Regions from separate parts of the Homo sapiens genome. Here region 2 is linked to region 1. A link is an interaction called in ENCODE POLR2A ChIA-PET data of the cell type or tissue named here. Cell type or tissue: endothelial cell of umbilical vein. All regions are shown on one strand. Each heading gives the region's core, and the rest is flanking DNA. Links, peaks and the distances in the headings are about the cores only.

Evidence for each region. Peaks named below come from ENCODE experiments on the same cell type or tissue, not always from the same donor. Only the 100,000 strongest peaks of a DNase experiment are listed, where the experiment ranks them.
Region 2: POLR2A ChIA-PET joins it to region 1 with 5 read pairs; 1 of 35 experiments calls an interaction of 5 or more read pairs at or near these places.

Annotation. Positions count from the first base shown.
Region 1 is chr22:27,315,100-27,325,156 of GRCh38, forward strand. LINC02554 (long intergenic non-protein coding RNA 2554) reads left to right here. Exons shown (of 2, transcript NR_134581.1): 2 at 1,705-2,741. It overlaps LOC105372979 (a long non-coding RNA gene), which reads right to left and starts at 7,122. Exons shown (of 3, transcript XR_938121.2): 1 at 6,913-7,122; 2 at 6,617-6,793; 3 at 5,841-5,940. RefSeq lists enhancers at 4,893-5,062, 5,334-5,503. In endothelial cell of umbilical vein, for the core only: no CTCF peak of the experiment used is centred there; a DNase peak (open chromatin) is centred at 3,712.
Region 2 is chr22:27,149,306-27,159,362 of GRCh38, forward strand. No RefSeq gene overlaps it. Among named protein-coding and RNA genes, the nearest start is that of LINC01638, 70 kb to the right of the region's middle. In endothelial cell of umbilical vein, for the core only: no CTCF peak of the experiment used is centred there; DNase peaks (open chromatin) are centred at 2,856 and 5,576; H3K27ac peaks cover 2,782 bases.

The DNA of each region.
Region 1 (10,057 bases), core at 624-8,623:
CTGACAGAGGGAACAACAGGTGCAAGGGTCAGGTCAGTGGGAAAATGCATGGGCTTTGAAGTCAGAACCCAGGTTCAAATCCCAGCCCCACCACCTTCCAACTGTGTGACCCTGGCCAGGTAACAGGGTCTCATTCCTAAAGTGAACTCAAGGAGACTTCATTGGCTTGTCCTGAGGGCCTGCGTGAGGAGAGTGTTAGTAGAGTGAAGTCCTAAAGGAAGGTTGGTTTCTTGTAGAATCGTGAGATCAGGGGATGGGATGGCCTTGGGACAATGGTCAAGACATCTAGCTTCTAGTCCCTGTTCTGTCAATTTGACTCATCTGACCACCCTCCATTTCCCCCATTATAAAATAAAGGGGTTCTATTCTCTGTTGTAGGAAAGTAACATTGAATCCACAGAATGAATATGTATCAGGGGGCAGGTGTTAATCCAATAACACCCCTGTGGCCAGTTGCAGATTCCCTCATGGCCAAGACTCATCCTGTCTTATTGGGCTTCTCAGAATCAGGTCACTTCTGCCTTCTGCAAAGGAGTCCTTGCCTCCTTCCCGGGCACCTCCCATCCTGCTGTGTTCCCATCACCGGCTGTGCCTTTGATCAGCTCTGTGGGGCCCTCTCCTCCTGACAACAGGACACTCCTGGAGCCACTCTTCTCCCCTGCATGCCCTCCCTAGGACACCTCATTCGGCTAACAGTTTCAATGCCATGTGGGTGCCATCAGCCCCAATGTCTGTGACCAGCCTCCCGTGCCCACCTGCCTCCTCTCCTCCTCTTCATCTCCCCTTTGACATCTAAACAACACCCAGACCTAACATCATCCAAACTCCAACCATGATCCCCACCTGACACCCCCACAACTTACTCCACTTGCACGGGTGTCCCCATTTCAGCCTAGGACAGTGCCACCCTCCCACTTGCTCAGAAAAAGAACCTGGCAGTCATCCTGGACTCCTCTCTCCTGCTCACATCCCAGTCCACATACAGCCAGCCAGCGCTGTTGCTTCCAACTTCATCATTTAGACAGAGTCCACTCAATTCTCACCACCTCCACAGCCACCACCCAAGTCCAGGCCACCTGCACCTTTCGCCTGTTTATGGCAGCAACCTCCAAGAGTCCCCAGGGTTTTTATGCCATTCTCAATTGTTGATTCTGCAAGTTAAAATGTATGTCAGGTCAAGTCCCTCCTCTGCTGGAGACACCCCGACCTGTGTCCCAGCTCCCTCAGAGGAAAACCCCAAGTTCCCACCACTCACCCCACTGTAGCCTGCCCCACATGGTGGCCTCAGGGCCTTTGCACTTGCTGGTCCCTTGGCCTGGGATGTTCTTTCCCCACATGCCACTGCCTTCCCTTTTCCAGTCCCAGCTGTCACCTTAGGGAGAGCTTGCTGCCAGCCCATGTAATAAGACAACACTACCTAGCCTCCTTCCTGCTTCATATTTCTTCATGGCATGTATTCCCTTCCTTGACATTCTCTATTCTTAACCTATTTAGGTGCTCATTCTCTCTCTCTCTCTCTCTCTCTCTCTCTCTCTCTCTCTCTCTCTCTCTATCTCTGTCTCTCTGTTTCCAAAGGCTACCTCCTTGAGGCAGAGATCTTTGTCTGGTTTGTTTGGGATTAACGGGGACACCCAGTAAATATTTGTTGAATGAATGACTTTTGTGACTCAAGCAATTATTCATTCATTGGCTGTTCGACCTCAGAAAGAAGCCAGTGGACATCTTCTGGTGAGACCCAGAGCACCCCACCTGCAAGGGGCCTGATCTCCCTTGAACCAAGAGCCCTGCCACTCGCCCCAGCTGCCTAAAGGCTGACAGGAGAAGAGGGAGTCAGAATGGTGCTCCAAACAGAGCTCACTGGAATCTCAGCTCAGCCATTTACTTGCTCTGTCAACTTGGGCTCTCGCTGCAGGTACCTGAGACTGTTTTCTCGCCTGTAAAATTGGAAGGTGTTATGGGTTGAATTGCTTCCCCCAAAAATATGTTGAGGTCTTAACCCCTTGAAATGTGACCTGAGTTGGAAATGGGATCTTTGCAGATGTCATTAGTGAAGACGAAGTCACACTGGAGTAGGCTGGGCCCTAAATCAAATGGCTGTTAGTTTTATAAGAAGAGGGAAATTTGGACACAGACACACACAAAGAGGAACAACCAGCGTGTGAAGACAGAGGCAGAGATTGGAATGAGGCAGCCACAAGCCAATGAACCGCTGCAGCTCCCAGAGGCCAGAAGAGGCAAGGGAATATCCTCCCCTAGAGGCTGCAGAGGGAGCACAGCCCTGCCAGTGCCTTGATTCGAGACTTCGAGACTTCCAGCCTCCAGAACTGGGAAAGAATAAATATCTGCTGTTTTAAGCACTTTGGTTTGTGGTGCTTTGTCACTGGCAGCCCTGGGAGTAGTCCAGAATTATAACCCCTACCTTCCCCGAGGACTGCTTGTCCAGAGGGTTCCCCAGGGTCCCATTCTTAACAGATCCTCCTTGAATGCCCTGCAGCCACCGCTGATGTGCTGGAAGTCACTTCTGCTGGCTTTGATGAAGGGAAGGAAGCAGATGAGAAAGAGGGTGTATATGAGTGACTCATTGAACCTATTGTCTATCCATAGAGAGAGGGGACGAGAGAGTGCCTTGTCCCCAAGACCTGGGCCCACAGTGGCCCCTTAAGTAAGTTCAGGCCCTCTCACCTGGGCAGGGGTCAGAAGCCTAGAGCAACAGCAACCACTGAAAGCCCTCAGCACTCCACTTAGGCCTCCACTCCAGAGCCTCAGAGCTGCCAGCTTCTTCTCCCTGATACCCCTGCAGAAACTCAGCCACCTTCTATTTAGAAGGATCAGCCATCAGATGCTTCTAAATAAATCCAATCCCTCCACCCTCCTGCTTTCCACTTGCAACTGTCTCTGTCCACTGGCACTTGGACCCAAGAGCTAATTGCAGAAGCTTCATCTTAAAGGAAACCACAAACACGCTCTCACCCACGTTTTACGACTTTATAACTCACCAAATAAACCTGATTCCTATAACCATAAAACAAAGCCGAAATGAGTTGGACATGTACCAGCGAGGAGAAGCAGGAGGCGGGTGGAGATTGCCAGAGGGGGCTCTCAGCTGTGGAGTCGCGGCTCTCCGTGTGGATTTCGGCATCTCAGTCTTGCAGAAACTTAATATTCCAATCAGCACCCAAGCAAGGCGTTGGAAGCCAAGGAGTGCATGAGTGCCCCCATAGCTGGGGGAATATTACTCACCAGGTCATGGTCGGCTGCGTAAAATACAACCCTCATATATCATTATAACTGCCAGCCAACGACAGTTATAATTGAGACGGCAATAACTAGGAGAGAGTTCTTTAATTTAACATCCAATTATTACAAGTTATCACTTCTTAATAAATGTAATATAACAGACAATCAATGTTGCATGCAACGGCCCAGACTGCAATGGGATGGGAAATTTATATCCTGGGGAAAAAAATATACTCTGTGTAGTGTGTGTGCGTTTGCATGCATGTGTGTGTGTGCATGTATGTGTGTGTGTGCGTGTGTGTGTGTTTCAGCCTTTCTAAAGTCTGCAGAGGCTGTGATAAGTGTTGCAAGACTCCAGCTATAAATAGCTGAGCTTCTCTCAATAGCTGACATTGCTGCATTTGCATATGTACAATAGCTCCAGGCCAAGGGAGAGGAAAGAGTAAGAAGGGAAAAAAAGATTTCTTCTCCCTGGTGCAGGCTCTGAGAAACAGCAAGAGGAAGGAAGTAAGGCCCCCTGGCCCAGCTGGCACCAAGGCTCAGGGATGCAGCTGGGAATATCACCCCAAACCTAACTTGGCAGGGCAATTTCTTTTTAAGTAAAATTTTTTTTTGATGTAGGATATATATACACAGAAAAGTGAACACATCATGAGTATGCAACTTGATGACTTTCTACTAGGTGTACACACCCAAGGATTCAGCACCCAGATTGATAAATAGAAATTACCAGCACCCCAAAAACAGCTCTCAAGCCCCAGCACCACTAGTTCTTACACCACCAAGATAACTACTCTTTCCTGCTTTCCACCTTCATAGACTGCTTTCTCTTGTTTTTGAACTTTATGTAAATGGACTTACACAGTATGTTTTCTTTTATGTGTGGCTTCTTTGGTTCAGTATTATTTTGTGAAGTTCATCCATGTCGCTGCATGTCATGTGTTGCAGCAGTTTGTTCATTTTTACTTCTAGATAATATTCCACTGTGGGAATATTTCACAGTTTACACATCCATTCTATCACTGGTGGACATTTGGGTAATCATCAGTTTGGGGACTCTTACACATAGTGCTGTGATGAATATTCTTGGGTGTGACTTTGGTGAACATATGTAGATGTTTCCTAGAAGTGGAATCCTTAGGCTATAGGGTAGGTGTATGTTCAGCTTTAGTAGATGCTGAAAAATAGATCTCCAAAGTGGTTGTACCATTTCACATTCTACCAACTATGAGAGTTCCAGTTGCTCCGTATCTTCATCAATGCTTGATATTATGTTTTATTGTGTTAGCCACCCTGATGGGTTCATAGTGGGATCTCAGTGTGTTTTAATTTGCACTTTTCTGGCGACTAATGAATGAGGTTACCCACCTTTTCACGTGTTTGTCCTCTTTTGTAAAGTTCCTGATCAAGTGTTTTTGCCTGTTTTTCTCTTGAGTTGTCTTTTTTTTTTTTACTCTGGGTACGAATCTTTGCCACTTGCATGTATTGCAAATAGTTTTCTCCCACTCTGTGGCTTGCCTTTTTACTCTGTTGCTGTTAATAAAGAGACACTTTTAATTTTTAATATTAATACAATTTTCAAATCTTTAACAGTTCTTATTCTGTGCAATACAGAATTTTGATCATTTTTTAAGGAAATCAGTTCAAAATGAGTTTTAGCTAGACTTCCAGAAGAAGAAATTGGTTGGGTATTTTGTTTTTGTTCTTATTTTTGTTTTTGATCCACCTACTTACCCCTCAGCTCCATGCACATGGATTCAGTGGGTGGAGAGTGGGATATTATTCACTCACTGCTCACCCATCATACATTTATTCGTTTATTGAGACTTACGTACTAGACACTATGCTAAGTACTAGAGTCACAGAGATGAATGTGACAGACGCTGTTCATGGCCTCAAGAAATATAAAACTCCTATGAAAAAATAAGAGAAAATTCTTCATGACCTTGAGTTTGGGAAAGATTTCTTAAGTAAGACACACACAAAAAAACCCAAAAATGCATGAGTTATACAATTTTAAAAATCAATATATTGAACTTGATCAAATTTAAATAATTTTGCTTTATGAAAGACACTGTTAAGAAGGGCTGATTTAAAAAAAATATTGTGATAATAAAGTATAATGATGTCCCTGGAAGTTTAGAGAATGATACCACGATTCCAGCCAATTTTATAGTTATTCCTCCATTTATTCATCCACTCAATTAGTATGTTATTGCTCCATTTATTCACTTATTCAGTAAGTATTTATTGAGCACATACTATATGGCAGAGATTGTGCTAGGCCCTGGAGAATCGCTGTGTCTTCAAGGAGCTCACACTCAGAGGAGAATGGACAAGCAGACATGTTACAGGACATGATGTGTCAAGGGCTGCTGTGGAAATAGATGCAGAGGTTGTAGGAACAATCAGGAGGACACCAGGAGGGCTTCCGTGAGGAGGTGATGTTTGAACTTGGCCTTGAAAGATGAGTAGCAGAGAGTGTAGCCAAAGGTGTGCAGACAGGAAACAGGTAGCCTGACTGTCATTTTAAGATCCAGTAGAGCATCAAATGAAAGGGCAAGATGTGTCTGGAGAATCGGTGGCTACATCCATGTCTGGTGGCATCTGAGTGCCCTGAGGTAGATTTGCATCTCACTATGCAGGTGCTGGGGGATGTCAGGAAGATGACAACATCCTCTTGTCAGGTGAAGAGCTGTCACACTGCAAATAAGAGCAGGTGGTATTCAGAGCAGGAATTTGGAGTCTGGTGGCCAGGTTTGGATTATGACTATATGACCACAGCTACTCTAGACCTTAGTTTCCTCATCTGTAAAATGGAAATGGTAATGATCACGAACACTCACTGATGACCTGCTCTGTAACCAACACTGCTCTAAGAGTCATTACTTATTTAGTCTCCTCAATCTCCCCATAAGGTGGATTTTAAATCACTCTCCCTATTTAACAGATGAGAAAACAGAGGTCACCCAGCTGGTACAGGTCAGAGCCAAGATGCAAGCCCAGGCCATCTTGCTCCAGGGTCTGGCTCTCTAACCATTGCTTGATGCTGTTTGATAGTGGGGCCAGCATCCTAGGGCTGCCATGAGGACTGATGGAGGCAATGCACATAACATCTGACTCAAGCTAAATGCTGGGGTCAGAACTCAGATTCTCTAAGTGCCAGCTGCCATTAATAAGAAGCCCAGACCATCTAGAGGCTGTGAAAGTCTCTTACCAAGGGCATTGGTCTCCAACAGGACATTTTGGTCTCCTCCAACTTACACATCCCTGCCTCCAAATATCTAACTAGAGCCCCATCCCTCAGCTCCCAGGGAGGACATGACGGGAGATTTCAGATGAGGAAGTGGAGGTTTTAAAGCCATGTGCCCACACTCACAGGGGCATCAGAGGTGAGCTGGGGTTTGAAGCCCTGTTCATGTGCATCTCAGTGCTGTGAACTCACTCATGCCCCATGGTCATGGAGCCCCTGCAGGGCCTGGCATCAGAGCAGGGTGGCCCCTCAGGATGTTCATGCTCAAGCCCAGTGTAGATCGATGCAGATAGTAGCAAGAGTCTGCTAAGCAAAGATAACTCATGAAAATCTTTTAAAACAGAGAGTATTAGTCAGCTCCAGCTGCAGTAACAAAATACCACAGACTGGGTGGCTTAAACAACAGAAATTTATATTCTCACACTTCCAGAGGCCAGAAGTCCAAGATACAAGTGCCAGCAAATTCTGTTTCTGGTGAGTGCTCTCTTCTCTGCTTGCAGACAGCCACCTTCTTGCTGGGTCCTCACATGGCGTTTCTTCTCCCTGTGCTCTGAGAGAGATCTCTGATGTCCCTTCTTCTTCTTATAAGAACACCAGTCCTATTGGGTTAGAGCCCTGCCTTTATGACCTCATTTAATCATAATCATCTCCCTAAAGTCCCTATATCCAAACAGTCACATTGCCAATTGGGGCTTCAACATATGAGCCTGGGGAGGCCACAATTCAGTCTATAACATGAGAGAATGAAAGAAAAATGAAAGTAGGGAGGGAGGAAAGAGAGACTAAAATAACAAGCGAAGAAAACAAGAGAGATGAAGAGGAGAGTAGAAAGAGAGGGTGATAAAAGGAAGGTGAGATGGGATTATGACCTGCATAATGCCTTGAACATGCCATCATTTGCTGGGAATGCTTGCAGCCACCAGAAATTGTTCATCTGGGACCTCTGGAACAACTGGGAGTTTTCTGCTGGCAAAAGATGAAGTTTGAAAACAATAAAGTTTATATTTGAGAGTCATAAATAATAACGCTTTGATATAATGAATTTACAAAGAACAAAAATCTGGTTACCATGGTTGGAATGCCATTCAGAAGTCAACTAACCAAATATCTTCGTTTTGCATTCAGGAAAACGGAAGCCCAGAGTGGGGAAGGCACCTGCCCCAGGTTACACAGCTCGTGCAAATCCAAGTCTTTTGACTGCACCTGCGGTGTTTCTTTCAGGAGGTCAGAGGCTGCGGAGAGAGGCAGTTATTGGCTGGGCAACCAGCATCAGAAAACAAAGAAGAATTGAAGTGTGTGAGACAGAACTAGGCGCTAAAACAAGAGCTATCAATAGAGCCGAGGGCTCCCAGGATACAGAATAGGCGGACAGCTGTGCAGGTTGCACACTGACGAAGAACCCCTGATTGAGTAAAAGACCAGTGGCTGAAACCCAGTTCCCATTCTGTAACAGTCATGCACCCTGGCAGAGAGCTGCATTTACCCAGAGGAATAAACAGGCTTCTAATTTTTAGAAAGGCAACACATTGGCCCGCAGAGGTTCTTTGAGAAGATTAAGATTTATGGGGCACCTACTGTGTGCCAGAACTTTGCAGGGATCGTACTCACATTACTTTGTTTAACCCCTCATGACTAACCCTGCAATAGAGATTGGTATTTTCATCATACAGAAGGGGAAACTGAGGTGTAGAGTACTGAAAAGACTTGTCACAAAGGTGTTGGCACATGGCTTGCTACTCAGCAATGGTAATCGTGTTCGTCAGAGCCTCACTGGGGACTGCCTCTCGCCTGAGAGCTCTGCATGCAATATTGCACCTAATATTCATGGTATTATCCCCGTGTTGGAGAAGGGAAACAGATGCTCAGAGGGGAAATAAATTTCTGAGGCCACCTAGATGTGCCCAGTTCTCCCTTTGCCCATGTGATTTCTAGGGGCTGGGACTTTTCTGTGAGGCTGGACCTCAGGCAGGTGTGGGGCTCCCCAGGCTTGGGAAGCAATTACCATCGCATCTCTTCCACCCTCGTTCTCAGTCTCTTCCTGGCGCTCCCCCGCCCCCACCCCAGGCCAACCCACAAGAGGTGGGAGGGACATCCCACTCCTCAGACAGAAGGTTTCACGTGGCTCCCAAACATGGGGTGTCAGTTCCCGCAGCTCAGGCGCAGCAGCCAAACCCACCCTCCTTCTGGGGGAGGCGAGATGTGGAGAGGCTGGGGGCCCGAGCGCTCGGGCTCAGCAGCCGGACGGGCAGACTGAGGGGCTCCTTGCCAAGGGAGGTGTGATCTCCCCCGGCTCAGCGTCCTGGAGTGCGAACTTCAAACGCCCGATTCTCAACATTTGGCCATATTTTTTTTCTTACCCCAAAGCAAATCCGGCTCCAATGTGGGTTCCCAGTGCCTGGCTGGGTTGCAGTTGGCTGCTTTGTTTAGTGAGAGTAGCTGCTCACACAAGGGGGATTTGAAAGGGAAAACCTGGGTGAGGAAGAGGGGAGCAGGAAAGGGCAACTTTCCCTAAGGTTGACCTTGGGGAGGGTCATTGACGTGTGGTGGGTGGGTGGATGAACAGAAAGATGGAGACATGAGCAGACAGGCACTGAGCAGGCAGTCTGGAGAGGATCAGCCCAGGTCCCACACATTACCTCTCTCTCCCCTGGGCCCCTGGGCACCTTGCAGCCTTTATTATCTCACTCACCTCCCTGGACGGTTAAGGGCCGTGTCCCTGTCTGCCTCTCAAGGGTCTGAGACTTGCCAAGCTCTATATGGCTGGAGCTGAATACAGGGTCTCACATGGCCCATGCCAGAGTTGAGGGAGAAAGGAAGGAAGGAAGGAGGTGGGAGAAAAGGAAGGAGGGGAAGGTGAATCAAGGGAAGTTTGATATATATATAAATAACATGACATCCTACACACAGTAAAGCACAATCTACTGCTACATCCATGTGCGAATCTCACAGGCATATGCATAAGCAAAAGAAGCCGGACACAAAAGGAGAGAAACCGGACAATCCCATTTGCATGAGTTTCCAAACAGGTGCAACCAAGCTATGCTAGGGGTCAGAAGAATGGTTATCTCTGAGGAAATATGAATTTGGGGGATAAGAGGTTGTCTTTTGGGATACTGGAAATGTTCTAAATCTTGTTCTGTCTGACAGTTTCATGGGTGTCTATGTATGTGAAGGCCCAACAAGTTGTACAATGAAGATTGGTGTAGCTTGGCCATATACTTTTCTAATATGTAAGTTTTGTAGCTCATTTGTTTAAATAAATACTGCAACACAAAACGGATGGATGATAAATAGGTAGGTTGATGGACGGGTAGGTGGATGGATGGATAGATAGGTGGGTGGATGGATGGATGAATGGACGGATAGGTAGGTGAATTGTTGGATGGATGGATGGATGGATGGATGGATGGATGGATGGATGGATGGAAGGATTGTTGGATGGATGGATGGATGGATGGATGGATGGATGGATGGATGGGGGAGAGATGGTTGGATGGATGGATGGATGGATAGGTGGATGGATGGATGAATTGATGGATGGATTGTTGGATGGATGGATGGATGGAT
Region 2 (10,057 bases), core at 981-8,980, 170 kb before region 1:
TAATTAATGTTAGAGTTTGTGCTTTAACCTTTCCGCACCTCGCCTTCCTCATCCGTAAAATGGTGCCTGACACCTAAGGCTGTTACGAGGATTAAATGTGATTATCTATGTAAAGTATGAAGAAAAAAGCTAGATGCAGAATGATATGTAGGGCTAGATACCATTTATATAAAGTTTAAAAACCTGCATGAGCAACACGACATAATGTTTATGGATACATAATCGTGTAATAAACATTTAAAAACATCTATTGGCATAATAAACTCCAAATTTAGGCTGGTGGTAGGAGGATAGGAGGGAAAACTGAGATTAGGGTTGGCACACAGAGGGTGATTCTATCTGCAGTGTCTTGTTCAAGAAGAAAAAAATCTGCAGCAAAGAGACCATAAGGTTAAGATTTTTAAAAGCTGGTGTTTATGATATTATCTCTATCTTTATCTGTATGTTGGAAACACTTTTCATTAAATCAGATACATTATTACTAAATATATAATATTAATCTACAAAATATTAATACCATGTAAGATTTACATACTGCCCAGGACACAGTATGCAAATGAGTTCTAGTTATTGTTATTATTAATACTAATTGCCTATTGTATGCCAGATTCTACATCCAAGGGCTCTGGCATGCTGGGTGAATCACACCTAGAAAACTAAATCCAATCCAGACACTGTAGATGCAGCTGTCGCATAGTGCTTGGCTCAGAGTAGGTTCTCAGGAAACGCGAGCTTTTGTAATTTTCTTAAAATGCTCGAACGTCACTAAGCATGCTGGCTTTGGCTAAACATGTCAGCCCTTCTGGGTGTCCCAATCTAACCAAACCAACAAACAAAGAAACCCAGAAAACCAGGCATTGAAGGGAGTCACAGAATACTGCTCCTAGCTTAGCCAGAGAGCCTGGCCCGGTGAATGATTCCATTTCTCTGGACACACGCACAGAGTACCCAACAACCAGGCTGCTCATGACAACGGGCTCCAGCTTTAACAAATGTAGCACTAGCACTATTTATTTTCCAAACGTGGTTGAGTTTCGACTCAAGGGGATGCAGTTAGGAAAAATAATGACCAGGAAACACACACACACACAAGCACACACACACACATGCACACACACGCATGCATGCACACATTGGCTCACACAGAATAAGACAACGGCAACCAGACTTCCTGGGTTAGGAGGGGCAGGAAATGGAAAAGATAAACATAAAGAAAAGGAGCTTCTTTTGTATCACTTTAAGAGGAAGAAAAAAGCCCATCAGGCATGCATGCGTGTGTGCGCATGTACGTGTGTGTGCATGTGCGTGTGTGTTGAAAGGACAGCAATTGAGTGAAGAGGGAACAAGTGTGGTTTGCTTAGAAGACGAGGGGACTTCCTTGACACCAGCCCATAATCCAGCCACCAAAAAGGTGCTTTCTGATTTGCGTTGCACAAGTTGGTTGATCATAATAAGCACACATTTCATTTTAATAATGTATTGGGCAAGAACAAGGGTTCCTCAGCCCCATTAAAACAGTGCCCCAGCCTAGCATAGCATGCTGGATGGAATGCTATTTCTGGGCTCTGGTGAAAGTGGAGCAGAGGAAGTAATTGTGCCGCTAATTGCTCCATCTCGGGCTTGGTTTACAGTGATATTAATGCCCTGGTCTCCAGTAGATCAGCTTCATAAAGAGAGAGAGAGAAATAGCAGCCCATTAGAATGGGAACAGGAGAAACTGGAGCAGGTGGGGGAGGTTCCATGCTTGGGTCTGCTTTGCCGGTTGAATTTCGCTGGTGAAATCTTGTGGGATACTGAGGGGGTTTCTTCTGAAGCCAATGGCATTTGAAGCCTCTGGGTTTGAGATCAGGCTCTGCCATTTTCAAACTATGTGCTGGTCCCCCTCTGAAACTCAGTTTGTTCATCTGCAAAATGGAGCTATGCCATCTGCCCTTAGGGTGACAATTTACAATGAAGAGTGTCTAGCACTGTGCCTGGCACACAGCCATTCATGCTGGCTGGCCCTAATTTTCAAAGGAAAGAAGAAATGAGACTCTTCAAAGGCAAGCAGTTTGGTAAGGAAGGCAAAATCTCAAATGGGGACTAATGGAAAATAGCTCAGGATTGGGGAAGGCTCTGTAAGAAAGGGAGCCAGGTGCTGCTGAGGGACTTGCCTGAGACAGCTGAGTGGGTGCAAATGGCAGGCTGAATTCTTCAAAGCACCAGATTCATTTCATAACAGTATTGACCAGTGAAAGTGGAGAAAAGAGAAAAGTTTGTTTTTTTTGTTTTTTTTTTTTTTTTTTAAGACAGGGTCTGATTGTGTCACCCAGGCTAGAGGGCAGTGTTGTGATCGCAGCTCACTGCAACCTCTGCCTCCCTGGCTCAAGTGATTCTCCCCCCTCAGGCTGCTTAGTAGCTGGGACTACAGGCACCTGCCACCATCACTGGCTATTTTTTAAAAATTTTTTGTAGAGATGGAGTTTCACCATGTTGCCTAGGCTGATCTCGAACTCCTGAGCTCAAGTGATCCACCTGCCTCGGCCTCCCAAAGTGCTGGGATTACAGGCATGAGCCACTGTGCTTCGTTGAGAAAAGCTCTTTGTTAACCTCCTAATGGGTGCTTTAACCGTCTCATGTAATATTCTGTCCTTATAATGATGCTATTTTCCTCTTTTCCTGACATCTGTTGATTCTGCCAGCCCAATTTCCAATCTTCCTTCTTTATGCTAAAGATATGTTGATTTTCTTCCCGAAAAACATTCTCATGTGCTTCTAATAGGGTTGTTCTCTGACTGCTATGGGAGAGCAGGAGTCCAGCCATGGTTTAGCCCTGATTAATAAGTGCGTTCCATTCCTCTGGTATTAGTGATGGTCAGAGAGATGGGCATGTGATAAATTCCAGAAATGAGACTTGATTGCAGGACTTTAGCTGTGACTATCAGGAAAGGGCTGTTTTTTCAATGACAAGGGCTGAACAATAACAGGATGTAGGCTTAGAGTTATTGGCATCCCCTTTGTCATCATGAGGGAAGGTCCTGCCTAAGAATGAAACCAGCACAAAGAAAGCAGAGTGGAGATGAGATACAGTTCTGAGAACACTCTGTGAGCACCTAGATCCAACCATATCTGAAGCTAGTAGAGCTTTTGATTTTACAGTTCTGCGAACTAATACATTCCTCGTCTCTCACGCAAGTTGAATTGGGTTTCTGTTACTCAAATCTGAAAGGATCCTGATGCATCCAATTTTTATATGGACAATATATCACTCAGAGAAGCTAGGAAAATATACTTGCCTGGAACCACACAGCTATTTGATAGAGAAGCCATCATCAACCAAATTTTCCTGAATCCTGAATCCATAATCCCAACCACTGGGTAGTTCTGCTACTGACATTAGAGACTGTTTTTCATTGCTGTCATTGTTGTTGAAAATTTAGGATGGTAATAGCAATAAGTCAGTTGGAAGAGAATAATTAGCTACTGTTGCTGCCATGACTTTTGTACTTTATGATTCTTCCAGGCCTCACTGGTTCTGGAGGTGATGTTTGCTAATTGTGGCCACATTGACATTCAGGGGCATGCTGAACCATGTCTTGAGTTTCTTTCAAATAGCCCTCATTTGCCTTTCTATCCTCAACCACTAACCCTAAGGGCCAGCTGGAGGTAGATTTTTTAAAAATATTTTTTCTTTTCATATTTTTAATATGATTTTATTTGTAAATAGTTTATGATTCCCAAGAAGTTGCAAAAATTGTCACGAGAGTTCCTATGTACCCTTCACCCAGCCTCCCCTAATGATAATATCTTACATGACCATAGTAAAGTTATCAAAACCTGTAAATTGACATTAGTATAATACTATTAATTCGAAAATAACCTAATTTGGATTTCACTGGAGATTTGTTGTTGTTTTTTTTTGTATTTTTGTATTTTTTTTTTTTTTTTTTTTTTTTTTGTAGAGACAGGTTTTCACCATGTCACCCAGGCTGGTCTGGAACTCCTGGACTCAAGCAGGACTCAATCAAGTGCTGGGATTACAGGGATGAGCCACCATGCCCAGCCCTGGATTTCTATACTTTTATGTGAACTTTGCATGTGTGTGTGTGTGTGTGTGTGTGTGTGTGTGTGTGTGTATAAAATTCCATGAAATCCTATCATATATAAATTTGAGTAACGATTACCATGACCAAGATACACAACTGTTGATCATCACAAAAAAACTCAGGCTACCCCTGATAGCCACACCCCACCCCAACCACTCTTGGTAACCACTGATGGGTTCTCCACCATCGTAATGATGTCACTTCGAGAATGTTATGGAAATGAATCACCCAGCCCATCGCCTTCTGAGACTGGCTTTCTTTCATTTGCCATAATGCCTTTGAGATCCATCCAGGGTGTTGCATGTATTAATGATCTTTCCCTTTTCATTGCTGAGTAGTATTTCATCACATGAATGTATCACAGTTTGTTTAAACACTCAACTATTGAAGGACATCTGGGTTATTTCCTGTTTGGGGCTATCATGAATAAACCTGCTACAAACTTTCATGTATAGATTTTTGTGTGAAGATAAATTTTTGTTTCTCTACAGTAAATATCCAGGAGTGAGAATGCTGGGTCATATGATAAGTGTATGTTTAACTTCATAAGAAACTGCCCAGCTGTTTTCCAGAACATTTCCCCAGCAATGGAGTGTGGGGCATGTAACCGTCTTGTCCATCTTCTCTAGATGAGCAGTACCGCACTTGGAGATTGTCCCTGGATCACAGAAAACATACTCTTCTGCTTTAGTAACTGTACTCAGAGCAAACAGGAAATGAAATCCAGACAAGCACGGTGGCTCATGTCTGTAATGCCAGCACATTGGGAGGCCAAGGAGGGAGGATCACTTTAGGCTAGAAGTTTGAAACCAGCCTGGGCAACATAGGGAGACCCCGTTTCTACAAAAAAATAAAAAATAACAATTAATGGGGCATTGTGGAGTATACTGTCGTCCTAGCTACTTGGGAGGCTGAGGAAGGAGGATCACTTGAGCCCAGGAGTTGAAGGCTGCAGGGAGCTATGATTGCATCACTGTACTCCAGCCTGGGCAACAAGCGAGACCCTATTTCTAAAAATAAAAATGAAAGACAGACATGAAATTCAAAACTTGCATCCAAAGCCAACTTTTATTTAATTTTTTCCTCATTAGAAGCACAGTGCTTACTCACAATAAGAATATCTGGCAAAATTTAGCAAAGGATAAAGAAGAAATAAAAGTCTTCCACAACTTCACACTCAGGACAAAATCACAGTTTCAGGGTTGAAATCTCAGAGCTCATTCCAACTCCTTTAAATCTCCACATCTTGCCATCCACCCTCCCAGGTAAATGCAACATTCCCTTTTCCCTTTAGTTAAAAAAAAAAAAAAAAGTGGAAAACAAAACAAAACAAAACAAAACAAAAAAATCGGAGGGGAAATAACACCCAAGGCCTTGACCCTTTTCCTCTCCTATCGGCCTGCTCTTCAGCAAACAGGAGTTTCCTTTTACAGACCTCAAGAATAGACACGTTTCTCGTCTATTCCTGTCGCACGCCTCAAGGTTGCGCGGCCCGTTCTTATCAGCAGAAGGCACCTGGTGCATTGTGGGAGAGCCGGCTGGGTGGGAGCCCTTTCCAGAGAGGTTTCCTCCTGCTAGGCCCCTGGTCAGCCGCCTTGCTGACCCGGAGTTGATTATTGCTTCTCCTCACAACTTCCTCCTCCACCACTTTTTCTTGATTAGAGGATCCCCAACCCAGGAGAGACACCCTCTGAGAGTGTCCCCAGAAGGCCCTTAGCCAGGAGGCATTTGTAAGAAAGTTTAAGCTGTTCATTGAGGGGAGAGGGCAGCCTCTAGGGGAAATAAGAACATCCCAGGGTCCACTCAGTCCCAGCAGCGTAGACTCCAAATCTCGGCAAATGTGAGATTGGTATAGTCTTCCCAGGAGCTCCAGTGTTCTGATGATCCGAATTTTTATTTTATTTTATTTTTTTGACATGGGGTCTCATTCTGTCTCCCAAGCTGGAGTGCATGGCACAATCATACCTTACTGCAGCCTTGAACTCCTGTGCTCAAGCAATCCTCCTGCCTCAACCTCTGGAATAGCTGGGACTATAGATGTGCACCGCCAAGGCTGTCTAATTTTTTGTTTTTTGTAGAGATGGGGTCTTGCTATGTTGCCCAGGCTGATCTCAAATTCCTGAACTCAAGAGGTCCTCTGTCTCAGCCTCCCAAAGTGTTGGGATTATAGATATGAGCCACTGCACCCAGCCCGATTTTTATTATATATATATAATTTTTATTATATATAATAAATAAATAAATAAATAAATATATATATATATATTTCCCATGGTTGGGGATATTCGTTCAAGTTCATGGTGAGAATTCTAATCTGAGAGTGTTTTGCAGTTTTCAAAAGCTCAGGCCCAGTTACTCTCCCATTTCATCCTTAGAATAACCCTTAGCTGAAATTGCTATTATTTTTCCAGTTTTATAAATGAGATACAGGATGGAATAACACAGAGGGGAAAGGACTGGCTCAAGATCACCCAGCCAGGAAGTGACAGAACCAGCATTCTGAGCCAGCTACGCCTGGCTCTGACTACCGGCTATTTCCAACACCCTTCTCCTGGGCCTCAGTGTCCCCATCTGCACTAAATAGGGCTTATTCTTGATCATCTCCATGGCTCCTTCTCATCTGAACTTTTGATGACTCTGCTTCAGGATCAAATATTTGCAAAATCCAGCTCAATATGGGGCCTTGACTTCTGGAACTGAAAACGCGAACAAAGTCAGCTGAGACTTTGCCAAAATGGGAGAAATTGGCCCAGACCCACTCCATCACACACTGATCATGGCACCTGCAGGGAAGGTCAGGCAATCAGACAGGAGAGGAAGGGAAAATGAGATACCAGAGCAATGAGCTTACAGCCATTTTAGGGCTTTGGGGAAAAAAAGTCACAATTAATATGAAATATTCTGGGAGAATGGAAACTTATAACAAAAATCATCAGAAAGCTCCTTGCTTAGGAAGACCATACTTAACATTTAGCTCAAACAGTTCTAACCATCTCTCTCACATATGTGTTTATAGATGAAGAGCCATGGTTTTCAGACATGGCAGCCCCCTCATGTCCCATCATGGTTTGACTTATGCCCTTGGATGAATTCCTTCTTGTGCTCATAAGTGGCCATCTGATGTTCGTGGTGTCAGAATATTCCAGTACTTAAATACAGCGCAATATGTCAAACTAGTGCCTTAGTGATGGGTCTTTCCATAGTTTTCAAATGCTTGCTGTTATGATCAACCCAAAACTGAAATGAGATTTAGATGAAAGATATTGTAGGTACAGATCGCAATATAAATGTGTGTATAGGTAACTAGATTGATATTTAAAGAAGATTTTAACCACTGGTATCAGATTTTACCTTACACTGAGGACTGGCTTTTGGCGGGGGGTCAATGTCTTAACAGCTGATCAATTTTAAGGTGAAAGGTGGAGCCTGAGATTCTCTCTTTAACTTATGGGGCCCAACCTAGGCCGAATGGCAGGTACAGAGTGGGTTCTCTGTAATCATCACTTTCTCCTTTTTTCTTATTCCAGCCTCCCTTTGGAGACAACAAAGAGGCAGCTCTCATTGAATAATTCATTCAAAAATTCAAACAAGGACTTCACACCTCCCATGTGCCAGATTCTATTCTGCATTTGGGATGTAGCCATAAAGAAGGCAGGGCCTTCACTTCCAAGGGGCTTGCAGGCGAGGGAAAAACGCCCAGATGAACCTTGAGGTGGGGTTGAGCTGTGGTGTGAAGAGTTCATTCAAAGAGGCACGCACAAGGTCAAGGGTGACGGATGCTGCTTGGAGGTTTTGGGGGGTAGGTGGCAATGGCCAGTGAACACCTTCTAGTGGAGGAGACGCCAAAGCTGGGCTGGGCGGGAGTGGGTGGTGATAGGAATTTTCGGGAGGAAAGTGCATCTCAGAGAGATGGAAGAAAGTGGTAAATGCAGGGGACTAAGGGAAAGGGAAAGTGGCCAGGCACAGTAGCTCCTTTGCAAGTGGCAGGTGAGCAGGGCCCCCATGGTTCATTACATTCAGTAATGGAGGCAAAAATAAGATACTCACAGGAGCTGGGCTGGGAATAGATGGTGAACAGGAGTCACCCATCCTGTTTCCAGGGCCCGCTGGTGCCAGGCACCAGTGAAGGATGTCCCATGAGGGTGTGGGTTACATGTGGTCAGCTCCCGTCATTTCTCAGGAGGTGGTGAAAATCACAACTTTGATGCGAACACCTCCTTATTTTTAAATGTTGGCAAAGGATTCGATATAAAAAAATGCACTGAAATTTTACAACTACTGTAAAAACAACCCCCCACCCCCCAACCGCCGGCCCCACCCCCAGCCCTCACCTCTATCCTAAAATGCGGTTTGGCTACACAGAAGGCATCCAGGGAGATAATTCTCCCAACAGGGACCCAGTTGGCCAGCTCATTCCTGACACTTCCCCAGGGATTTGTGACATTAAAAGACACTCTCCAAATATAAGCTTCAAAAAAGAGACCTCCCCCCCTTCCATGTGGCTGGGTTTATTTTTAAAGCGAGGCTTCCTTGTCTGTGTTCAACTCGATGGGTGGAGAAAATAATTAGAATTGATTTCTCTGCACCCACTCAGGAATAGAATAGGAGGCAACTTTAGTATCTATACACAGGAGAAGAGAGGAGAAAAAAAAAAAAAGAAAGAAACTTCCTTCCAATCCGTGTCTAATTCCTTGGATAGTCTTCTCACTCCTTGGACTGTTTTAGTGGTGCCTTTTGATTACAACATTGCTTTGAAGAGACACTAATTGTACCCTGCTTACAATGCTTGTAATTATGCGTATTACATTTTGATTCATTTCCATATGTCAACACCACTACGAGATGGGGCGGGGGGGCGGTGGGTGGCTGAGAACCGCTTTTATAATCGGTTATTGTCTATGAAAAAAAATCTGCACAGAACATGAGTGAAGTGTTCTTTGTTGAAATTGGAAATAAGATTATACATAAAAGTCGTCCTCTGACATCCAGAAAATGGACAGTTTAAAATAAATTGCAGCTGCTGATCAACAAGATTGCTAGCTCCCCTTTTCCCTTTTACGTTAATGAGGGAAATACTTTTCAAGCTTCTAATAGCAATATGTTCAAGTGTGTCATTTCAATCGCTTTCTTCTTAATAAAAGATGACCCCAATATTCCCCCCTTAGTGGAAGACATTGTCCTACCCAGACATATTTGTGATTTGAGGCTCCCCGTGGAAAAGAAAAGAAGGAAAGAGTAAGGAGAGGAGGGGAGTCCCAGGAAAAGAGAATGACAAGGGTTCCTAAGGGTTCCTAAGCTTGCAGAAAGAGAGTATCCTAGTAAGAAACAGAATTGGAGCCCCTATGCACGTGCCTGTAGTCCCAGCTATTCGGGAGGCTGAGGCAGGAGAATCGCTTGAACCTGGGAGGCGGAGGTTGCGTGAGCCGAGATCGCGCCACTGCGCTCCAGCCTGGGCGACAGAGCGAGACTCCATCTCAAAAAAAACAAAAAACAAAAAACAAAAAAAAAGAATTGGAGCCTCTATGGTCTGAAGGGAGGTAACTCTGAACCAAATAATACATAAATAGTCCAAACACAAAAGTAGCCTGTAAAAGCCTGCGTGTAGGTAGGCGTCGCTTCCTGCTGAAGGCTTTTCCTGAGCACAGATACCTTTCATGCCTGAGATGAAAGGACATCTACTTCTTAGCCCACATTTCCACATGGAGGCCAGAGCAGGTTGTTGCCTGCAACTCTGGACCCTGGAAGGTGCTGAAGGTTAGCTCGGGATTGCAAATCTTGAAGGTGCGAGTGAACAGAGGGGTGAGGGCTTTGAAGCAGGATTTGCAAAGGGCTTGGGGAGGGCGTGGCTGAAAGGAAAGGACATGGGTTCAGGGTGGCCCTCTCATATCACCACTTATGCGCTGAGTGTTCTGGCCAAATCGCGCCCCCCTCCCAATTCGTATGTTGAAACTTTAACTAACTCCCTCGAGTAA